Linked DNA regions of Homo sapiens: region 1 is linked to region 2. The links are chromatin loops, found by intact Hi-C in ENCODE. Cell type or tissue: GM12878. All regions are shown on one strand. Each heading gives the region's core, and the rest is flanking DNA. Links, peaks and the distances in the headings are about the cores only.

The links. Peaks named below come from ENCODE experiments on the same cell type or tissue, not always from the same donor. Only the 100,000 strongest peaks of a DNase experiment are listed, where the experiment ranks them.
Region 1: it touches region 2 in a loop (2.0-fold over the local background); 1 of 110 quality-filtered maps calls a loop at or near these places.

The regions. Positions count from the first base shown.
Region 1 is chr3:180,265,502-180,270,889 of GRCh38, forward strand. No RefSeq gene overlaps it. Among named protein-coding and RNA genes, the nearest start is that of LINC02053, 150 kb to the right of the region's middle. In GM12878, for the core only: no CTCF peak of the experiment used is centred there; a DNase peak (open chromatin) is centred at 1,970; H3K4me3 peaks cover 736 bases; H3K27ac peaks cover 1,289 bases.
Region 2 is chr3:179,954,384-179,959,771 of GRCh38, forward strand. The region is part of intron 2 of PEX5L (peroxisomal biogenesis factor 5 like); the gene reads right to left. It overlaps LOC124909463 (a long non-coding RNA gene), which reads left to right and starts at 2,355. Exons shown (of 2, transcript XR_007096182.1): 1 at 2,355-2,477. In GM12878, for the core only: no CTCF peak of the experiment used is centred there; DNase peaks (open chromatin) are centred at 2,308 and 3,147; H3K4me3 peaks cover 819 bases; H3K27ac peaks cover 1,943 bases.

The sequences.
Region 1 (5,388 bases), core at 77-5,076, 310 kb after region 2:
AAATTGCATCCATGTGAAATTAAAATTGAACATAATTAAGAGGAATCCTTTCTGTCTGTATGTCCTATGCATCATTTATCAGGTACAGATATCTCAGGATTAAGGAATCTAAATTTAATTTCATTTTGGATGCCTAAGTAAGTCCTGGGTGAACAAGAAGGCTGGATGAGTCAACAAGAATTGCTGAATTGGCCAGGCTTACTTTGGAGAAAGAAACTTGCATCTGGCAACTGGGCAGTGATTCAGGAGATGGCTGATGCTAAAAGAAAAAATGAAAGTATGAGGCTTACATGCTTATAATCAGCTCCTAACCTCTTTAAAAACACCCTTAATTTCCCTTGTAGTGGTTTCTTTTTCCATTCAAAGGGTTCTGGATCTTAATTTTAATTCAATTTCATCAGGAAACCAATGTAGAAAGAGTAAAAAGAAAGGCAGATGAATAGCAGAAGGAGGTTATCTCAACCTCAATCACTCATGGATGCTTCTAGCTGAAAACACCAGAAAAATCTAAGTGATGTAAACAACTAAGAGCAAATGTAAGAAGAGCTAGAATGCTAAAGTCTAAAGGCAGTTAGTGGGAAGGAGATACTTATAAATTATAAGATAATCTGAGAAGGAAAAGTTGATGGAAGGGGAAAGAGAAGAAAGTGGAGGGGACATGGGGGAAGAGCAAGAAGCGGAGGGAAACAGAAGGTAAAAATGTATGGACTCCATTACCTGATTAGAACTAGGTCCTCAGCTTAAGCTCAGTTACGCTATCAAAGGATGACCTCAACATCTCAGTAGCTTACAAAAACATTGATTTCTCTTTCATGCTACATATATACTCCAGGTCAACTGCCACTCAGCAGTTAATTGTCTACATTCTAGGATCTGGGTTGACTGTCTGAGAGTTCTTAATGAGGTTTTAGAGGAAAAATAGAGCATGAAAGCCACAAGATAGAAGCTCAGAAGGGACACGCTTCATTTCTGCTCACATTTTATTTGTCAAAGCAAGTCACATGGCCAAACCTGATGTTAATGGGGTGGGAATGTATATTTTGAATGATATGTAATTATCCAATAATAATGTAATAATTAAAACATATGTTTTAATCTTCACATCAAGTAAAGATGGCTATGATTTTCCCATGCTTAGGAGTATTGGTTAGAGTGTTTTGCAGAATGTCCTTCAGTTTGTTTTCTTCTGATACTTTTCTCATAAGACTGGGATTATGGGGTTTTTTGGGGAGAAGGGAGAAAAATGCCATTCTCATCACATGATATCAAGAATATATGCTATTAACATGAGCATCATTGTTAATCTTAAACTTGGGGTCAGGCTTGTCAGTTTTCTCCACTGTAGTTACTTGTTTTTCCTTCTTTCTATACTATACTCTTTGGAAGGAAGTCACTATGCACAATTCACACTTCAGAAGTGAGGAGTTATGCTTCACTTCTTTAAAAGTATTTCCCCAATTTTATAGGTGAGGAATTGGAAGTTTAGGGAGCTTAAGCCCAAGACAGCATACTTACTTAGTAGCATCAAGACTGATACCCAAGTCTGTCTGACATATAAAACTATTCTTTCTTCAATATTCCACAAAAAGTACTCCTACTCCTCTAAGAACAGGAAAGTGCTAAGAAAAACAGAAGGATGTATTTATTGGCTGTTTTACTGAAGCATGTTGAGAAACATGCCCTTGATATTTCAGACATTCAGATAATGGTTCCTTAACTTGCTCCTCACTAGCATGGTGACTGGAGAGCTATAAAGCTCCCTCACGTTTGTAACACTATCCAGTCACTGTCCTGACATGGCCTAACTATATACTAGACTGTCTTTCTATAATCATGTCCTGACTCCATTCTAATCAGTAAGCCATCTTTCAAAAGAGAAACTAACTTCTTAGAGCACTGTGAGGGGAGAGCAGAAAATGAAAGTGATATTATCTGCACATCTTGTGGCCAGGAGATAGCTTCTAAGCAGTGTTTTCATGAAGAGAATTATAAATCCAGATATGCCTAATAAAGAAAGACATGTTCTTGACACAGAAAAAGCTCTAGACAAATAGGAGAACTGTCACCAAGACTGAGAAGTACAGCAACAGGATGGTCTATGTCTGTTGGTCGAAAATTCTGAGGGTTTTCCTTCTTGTCAGGGAGATTCAATGTTGACATTTAAAGTATGTGCCAAGTCCTGTGTCCAGTTTTCTTTTGAAGTGTCATTGACAGTGCAGTTCAAAGACAGAAATGAACATCAGATAGCACTGAGTCGTGTTTTCTGAACTAGAATCTAATCTCTCTTCTGAAAAAAAAACTAAGTTATAGAATGTATAAAGATAAAACAGAGTTTATGAATATTCTACATATTTCATATGAAGAAAAGTCTTTTCTCTGTCCATTTTTATACAGAGAATAGAGACTAGTTGGTTTCTAAGTCACATGTACATACTATATATTTAATTGTAATTGTATGATACACAAACATTATTAGTTGAAATATCCTGATGTACAATTATTTTTAAGTAGATTGAGCTCTTGGCTGGCAGTCAGAAAGTTGAATTTTTCACTTCTATTTCTCATAATGTGCAGATATATTTTCAGAAATTTTCTCCAATTGCTGAGATTATCTGGACTATTTGAATTTGCTATTGTAAATCACGTACAAGGATTAAGCTTTTAGGACAAGAACTGTTTTCTTTCCCACTGTGCCTCAACACTTAGTTTATCATAGAATACTATAGATACTTAATAAATGTATGTTAAATAATACATACCAAAACACTGTATACACGCAGTAAATGTTTCTTAAATATCGAATGAATGCTCTCAAGAAAGAAGCATTGAGTGAATTTAAGACAGTCATAAAATGCACAGCTACATCTAAAATAAAAGACCACGTCTAAAGTCAATGCTCATTATTATCCTTCAGTTCAGAATAAAGCTTTTTAAAAAATGAGAACAAGTTTAATAAAGTCTGTATCACATAACATGCGTGATAGCACATTTCTTCCAAATATATTGATCGAAGGCAAGATTTCCAATGGTGAATATTGATAATTGACTTCTAGGCTGTCTCTGCAGGGGCTCACAAAACTTGCTGACCAGCAGGCTGCTATTCATATGAACAGAAAGTAATTTTCCTTTTGATAAGTCAAAAAGATTATATGTTCTTTACATTAAATAACAAAATTGATTGAAAATTAATATTTAATGCTGGTGACAGTATGTTGAGAGAGTTACTCTTCTCTAACACTGGTGTAAGACTATTTTGGTACAACTTTTCTGGAAACTAATTTGGGACTATACACAAAGAGGCTCAAAGAATTTATAGCTTTTTACAAAAGAAAACAAAGAATTCTACTTCTAGGTATTCATCTAAAATTAAAATCAGAGATTTTTTTTCAGAGATTACTGGATATAAAGATGTTTGCTATGTGATAATACTTAAACCTTTGAAACAACTTCAGTGGTTATTAGAGGACTGCCTAAGTAAACTAAGAAATATTCACTCAACAAAGTATTATTCATCCCCTTAAAATAAAGCGTCTATAAAGGAAGAGCCTTATCCAATTCTCCTTTGATGGGTACCTAGGTTAATTCCATGTTTTTGCTATTGTGAATAGTGTTGCGATGAACATATGAGTGTTCTTTTGGATGGATACACAGTAACGGGATTTCTAGGTTGAATGGTAGTTCTGTCTTAAGTCCCTTGAGAAATCGCCAAATTGCTTTCCACAGTGGCTGAACTAATTTAAATTCCCACCAACAGTGGATAAGTGTTTCCTTTTATCCATGTCTATTGTTTTTTGATTTTTAATAACAGCCATTCTGACTGGTTGTTAGAATGATTTCTCATTGTGGTTTTGATTTATTACTCTGATGATTAGTGAGGTGGAGCATTTTTTTCATATGTTTTTTGGCCACTTGTATATCTCCTATTGAGAAGTGTCTGTTCATGTCTTGCCTATTTTTAATGGAGTTATTTATTTTTGCTTGTTGAATTCTTTTAGTATAGATTCTGGATATTAGACTTTTGTCAGATGCATAATTTGTGAATATTTTCTCCCATTTTTTAGGCTATTTATTCTGTTGATAGTTTCTTTTGCTGTGCAGAAGTACTTTAGTTTACTTAGGTCTCACTTTTCTGTTTTTGTTTTTGTTGAAAATTGCTTTTGAGAACTAAGTCATAAATTCTTTACCAAGACCAATGTCCAAAATGATGTCTCCTAGATTTTCTTCTAGGATTCTTAGAGTTTGAAGTCTTACATTTACGTCTTTAATTCATTTTGAGTTAATTTTTGTATATGGTGAAAGGTAGGAGTCCAGCTGCATTCTTCTTCATATGGCTAGCTATCCCAGTACTGTTTATTGAACACAAAATCCTTTCCCCATTGTTTATTTTTGTTAGCTTTGTCAAAGATAAGATGGCTGTAGGTGTGGAGCTCTATTTCTGGGTTTATATTCTGTCCCATTGGGTTATGAGTCTGTTTTTGTACTAGTACCATGCTGTTTTGGTTACTGTTGTCTTACAGTATAGTTTGAGAATGGGTAATATGTAGCTTTATTCTTTTGGCCTACAATTGCTTCAGCTATTCTGCTTTGTTTTGGTTCTATATAAACATTAGAATCTTTTTGAGGTCTGTGTTAAATTACGTTGGTAGCTTGATAGGAATAGCATGGAATCTGTAAATTGCTTTGGGCAGTATGGTCATTTTATTTTTATTTATTTATTTTTATTTTATTTTATTATTATTATTATACTTTAAGTTTTAGGGTACATGTGCACAATGTGCAGGTTAGTTACATATGTATACATGTGCCATGTTGGTGTGCTGCACCCATTAACTCGTCATTTAGCATTAGGTATATCTCCTAATATACCTCCCCCCTCCCCCCACCCCACAACAGTCCCCAGAGTGTGATGTTCCCCTTCCTGTATCCATGTGTTCTCATTGTTCAATTCCCACCTATGAGTGAGAATATGCGGTGTTTGGTTTTTTGTTCTTGCGATAGTTTACTGAGAATGATGATTTCCAATTTCATCCATGTCCCTACAAAGGACATGAACTCATCCTTTTTTATGGCTGCATAGTATTCCATGGTGTATATGTGCCACATTTTCTTAATCCAGTCTATCCTTGTTGGACATTTGGGTTGGTTCCAAGTCTTTGCTATTGTGAATAGTGCCTCAATAAACATATGTGTGCATGTGTCTTTATAGCAGCATGATTTATAGTCCTTTGGGTACATACCAAGTAATGGGATGGCTGGGTCAAATGGTATTTCTAGTTCTAGATCCCTGAGGAATCGCCACACTGACATCCACAAGGGTTGAATTAGTTTACAGCCCAACCAACAGTGTATAAGTGTTCCTATTTCTCCACATCCTCTCCAGCACCTGTT
Region 2 (5,388 bases), core at 182-5,181:
TTCATGTGTTCTTATGTTCCAAGAGAACCCTCTGCTTGCCCTATTCCGTGATTCAGTACTGGGCTTCTTCCAAAGAATCACCACAGAAGAACTGGCAAGTGGCAGCAGGTGACCGGCAGGGGATTTCTGGGACCTTTTTTTTGTTTGTTTGTTAATGTAAAGAAGTCCCTTTTATTTAAACTCCTAGTGGGTACTAGGCATTGTGCAGTAACTACTGATTGTATCTGTAAATTCAAGAAAATGCAATGCAGTTTCGTTTTCTTGATGGCTGGTGGGAAGGTGATTGACAGAGGTGGAGCGCGGGCTTTGGAGGCAGACAGACCTGATTTCAATTCTATGTTTGCTGCTTGACTAGCTATGTGACTCTTTTCGGGTTTCTCAGCCCTTCTAAGCTTTGTTTTATTTTTTTTTTATTTTCATCATTCTGAAAAACTGTCATAATTATACCTCTCAGGATGCTGTCTGGCACATAGTAGGTGCTCAACAACGTGAATTCCCTTTGTTCTTCCCTCCCCCTTACCCCACTTACAAAGTGACTAAATTGGACAGTTAGGGCATAAAGTATGACCCATTCAACTCTTCAGTCTCATCTACAGTGTCTATATTTGTGTTTTAAATGACCTCTGCACAAGCTGATTCACCAAAATTTCTCTTCACTCCCCCTTTCCCTAACTCCTGTCCTATAATGTGGCTTCCCCAAGAACTTTAAATCTGACACATATATTTATTTTATTTTTTTTAGATAATTTCTTCTTCCTGATAGGCTGGAAGTTCTGAGGAAGCTAGAGGCAGGCCTTCCTCATGTCACAGAAGCATGTTTCTAAATAAGGAAGAATAATAAGAACTAATTTGTGGTTACTAACCTTTGGTACAAGTACAGCCTGAAATAATTGTTCCAAAGACAGTTTGTTGATAGAGGGCCTAATTCCCTTCAAAACTATACAGGGTGGTTCTAAATGTCAACTTACTTCGTGAGAGAAAGTTCTCGTTTTCTTTGGCACCTTGCTGAAGCTAATTGGGTTTCTTTGTGTTTTGAGCGATGTTATGTGACTTTTTTTTTTTTGCTGAAGACTCACTATGAGTTCTGCTATGCTCTTTTTTTTTTTTTTTTTTTTCAAAAAGAAGGCACAGGTGTTAACGAAATTCATCTGGGAAGTGTTTTTCTAGTCTTCGGGGACAAATATGTTTTCATGTGGGCTATGTAATTTCTTGACTGCTAAATAAAGTCTGGGAGCCTCAGCATGATTTTTGCTGTTCTAGGAAAAATATTGTGTTCATTTCAGAAAAATAGAATCTATAGTGATTAAAGTACCATTATTTCTTTAGAACTACGTATTATAATATAATCTTTTGGGGCAGTTGAAAAACATAAATATGAGTATTCACTTTTTTCTTATTACGATTAGAAAGTTATCTAAATAATCACTCAAAAAACCCAATGTAATTAATTTGATGAGTTATAAATTCATAAAATCATGCCATACTTTACCCCCTCCCAAAGTACTACCGATGTAAAAGTAATCATTATGGATGTGTTCATTTTTCTACAGGGGATTTAATTTTTAAATTGCTCTTAAACACAAGAAAGTGATTCATAACCCTAGGGCATTAGTGGCTTCCTTACAGACGATACCATCTTGGATTTATTCACAGGAAGTAATCCTCTCGAGTGGCTCAAATGATTATTTTTATAGTTTTCCTTAAGAAATTCTCCCAGAATTCTTGGGAGATAGAAGTAGGGAAACTATTATCATTTTGCTGATAGGGAAGTCAAGGCTTAGAGATGTGTTCAAGGTCAAATAGAAAGTCATTGGCAGTGTCAGGAACTTGAATTTTAGCACCCTCACTTGTATTTCAGCTCTGCCTTATAGATCTTAATAACTTTCTGTACCTTTGGTTCTTTATCAGTTTAAGAGTTTTGCATTTTGGAGCCCTAGGAAAAATGGTAAAATCTAGAATGCTTATAAAATAATACATTCTAAAACGAATTCACGATTATTTCTTTTCATCACTGCCTTTCAATATGAAGCAGTCTTAGGTCTGAATTCTATATCCCCTTTAGTGGTAACCACTTCATACAAGTTGCTTAGACTTCAATATGGGTTTCTAGAGTGTATTTTTTGGGCATAAGAATACCCTAGTGGATATATATATCTGTGTCCTCAATGAATGAGGTACCAAAGTAAATTATCTCCTAAGTTTCATGTGGCTGTAAAAATATTTAGTTAGTTTCTTTTCTCAGCTAACTTAAAAATTCATGCAAACTGAATTTATGCAAATCCGTGTTTGTGGTTTGGCTGTGGTCAGCCTCAGGAAACAGAAATGCTGTATAACTGCCACATAGAATATAGTTTAAACCTGAGGTTTTACGGAGCGACGCAACATGCACGGTGCCATCTCCAGTGATGCTTAACGGTGCATCCGGGATATGAAAAGATGACACTGCAAATTCCCACAAACATCATGCAGAATTCACGGTAAGTCAGTACGTATATGTCTAATCATAGTAATGTACATGATTTTTTTTTGCAATCCCTTCTTTTCCTCTTTAATTTGATAACTTGCATCTTAAAAGATGAGTAAGGTTTGAATGGTCACTGCATGAGCCAGTGAAAATCCTGGAAAAAAATTGCCTAAGGATCACCTTGATTCAATATAAGGAAACCACTAAAATGACATTTATAAAACTATGTAGCAATGTGGAAAAATGAGCGTAACATAATGTTACATAAAGAAGCAGGTACAAAATTGAATGCACACCGACTGCGACTATAAAAAAATTAAAATTATCTTGCAATTATGCAAAAGTGAGAGTATGCAAAATGAAGAGTTCTCAGGACCATGGGTGATACTTTCTCTCTTGTCCAAAATTTCTGGAGAAAGGTTTCATATATACATCATAAGCATAATGTAGCTGGGGAGAAGGGCCCCAAGGGTGATTGCCAGTAGTCTAGCATTAACAGGTAAGGCTCAGGGAGGAAGGCTGGGGCGCTGCTTTTGGGAGGATCACAGAAGGAATCACAAGGAGCTGGGAGGGGCAGAGTCATGTCAGGTGAAAGTCTAAAGGGGTGGCTAAATATCAGCTCTCAGACCACTTCTGTAGATGGGCATGCAGTGACACTGGACATGTGCCAACAACTTGGGATAAACTAGCTCTACTAAACAGATCAGCAGGAACTTCAGCCTGAGAAGAAAGGTCAGCTCCTGTAGGGCAGCTGGTGGAGTGACATTTTCAGAGCACAGAAATATACTCCCATAACAGAAAGCTGCTCAACAAATACTGAAGTGACAGGCTTTCTGGTTTTGTGCCAGGTGTAGAATTTTTCAAATGTGGTGGGTACAGAGGTAATTCTAATGCAAAGTAAGGATTTAATTTATCATACGTAGCACCTCAGACACAAGCACTTGAAACATATGTAGCAACCTCAATGCAATACATGGTTGTTATTGGTTATATTACAGGGCCATCTGGTCACCTGGTCCTGGCCATTCAGTATTGTGTACTGCCCCAGTGGCCTCAGAATGGGCACGTATTTAAGGATTAGGCATCTGCTCTTTTTTGCAGCTTTGCTTTTGATTATGCATGTTTATGGCTATGTAGCCACACATTCTCCTTTTCTCTATTTCTTCTCTCTCTCCCTCTCACACACATACACACACACATGCACACATATATACATACACACTCTCAAGAATACTTTTTTTTGGGAAGGAAAAAATATATTTTCCAGTTTCCCCATCTTAATGTATTTATGCTCTTCTTTATCATATATGGCATATCTTTCCTTTAAAAATAGGAAGGCTTTTTCAGATTTTACCATCTTATGTTATTTCCTAACAGTCAAAATTGCAAGAAATTTCCTTAATAAGTGAGGGAGGTATGATGAAAGGAAGTTTTTAAACGTGAACTCACTTGACCCAGCACTGCCATGTACTGCCGCACAGGCTGTGTAGAGAGCATAGCCTTCTGGGGTTGTGCAACACAGCAGCCCTGTGTAAAATTCCCTTTGCCCCATTGTGTATTGTAAAATGGGTATGATAGTAACCTACATGGTGAAGTTGTTGGGAGGATTAAATGAGTAATATACAAAAAGTCTTTGGAACAGAGTGTAGCACATACTAAATGCTGTGTAAGTGTGTCTTGTTATCATTAGTCTTTTAATAAACGTGGTGTAAGACCAGAAGAGCTTAAGACAAATATCGGGTTAACAAGTTTCACCTCTTGGTCTCCCTCATTTATGCTTTCTTTTTGTTACAATTTGTTTTACAGGACTGATTACTGAGTAGGTTCGCTTTAATGACGAGGCAGGAAAGGAATATTTGCAAGGTTAGGGACATTCAGATAAAGGATTTAAGATACTTAACTTGTCTTTATTCTTTTTTGTAGGCCTAGAAAATCAAAATAAAAAATTAATGTCTTTATCAAAGTATAAATGATCCTTTCCTGACACCAAAAATTGGAATAACATAAACCAATGCTTCCTAGGAGCCACAGTGTGTACAGGATTCTTCTGCAGGGCTTGTTAAAACAGATTCCTGAGGCTGAGGCAGGAGAATGGCGTGAACCCTAGAGGCGGAGCTTACAGTGAGCCGAGATCGCGCTGCTGCATTCCAGCCTGGACGACAGAGCGAGACTCCATCTCAAAAAACAAAACAAAACAAACAAAAACAAAACCGAAAAAAAAAAAATAAAAAAAACCAGATTCCTGGGCCCCACCTCCAGAGTCTGAAGCTCAGAGTATAAATTTCTAGCAAGCGCCAGGTGATGCTGATGCTGTGGTCCATGAACCAACCACTCTTTGAGTAGACAGGTTCTAAAAAACATCTTTGGTAATTGTTCCCAAAGCCCACGTCTCCTCCTGGGAACACGTGGAGCACTGGAAAACCTTGTAACTTTTTCTGGACTATGATTAGGGAAGGAGGAAATAACGCACATCTTAGTTCTTAGAGTTCTGAGGCTCCCAAATGCTCCTGGGAGCCCTTGGTTCCAACTACTGCAGCACGGGCACTGTAACTGTCTGTTGACTGTAAGTCCAACCATACCGGCTTCTTAAAGGCCGTGACTATGGTTATGTTATCTCTGTGTTCCAGCACCTAGCAAACACCTACCAAAAAATTAGGCTGTAAATAAGTTTGTGTAAAATAAGTAAAATAGATTAAATCATTTCCATCAAAATAATGTATTTTTTCTTTTTTTTGAGATGGGAAATAATGTATTTTTTTCAAAAGCAGCATTCTATCTTCCTCCTGAAGTTATTTCATAATAAAGAAAATGAAAAATTATATTTTTTCATATAGCTTCTCTCAGGATCAGTATCAAAAAAATATGATTCCCTATTTAGTTCTCTCACCCCGAACACTGAGGCTAAATGTCACCAGCATTCCCTG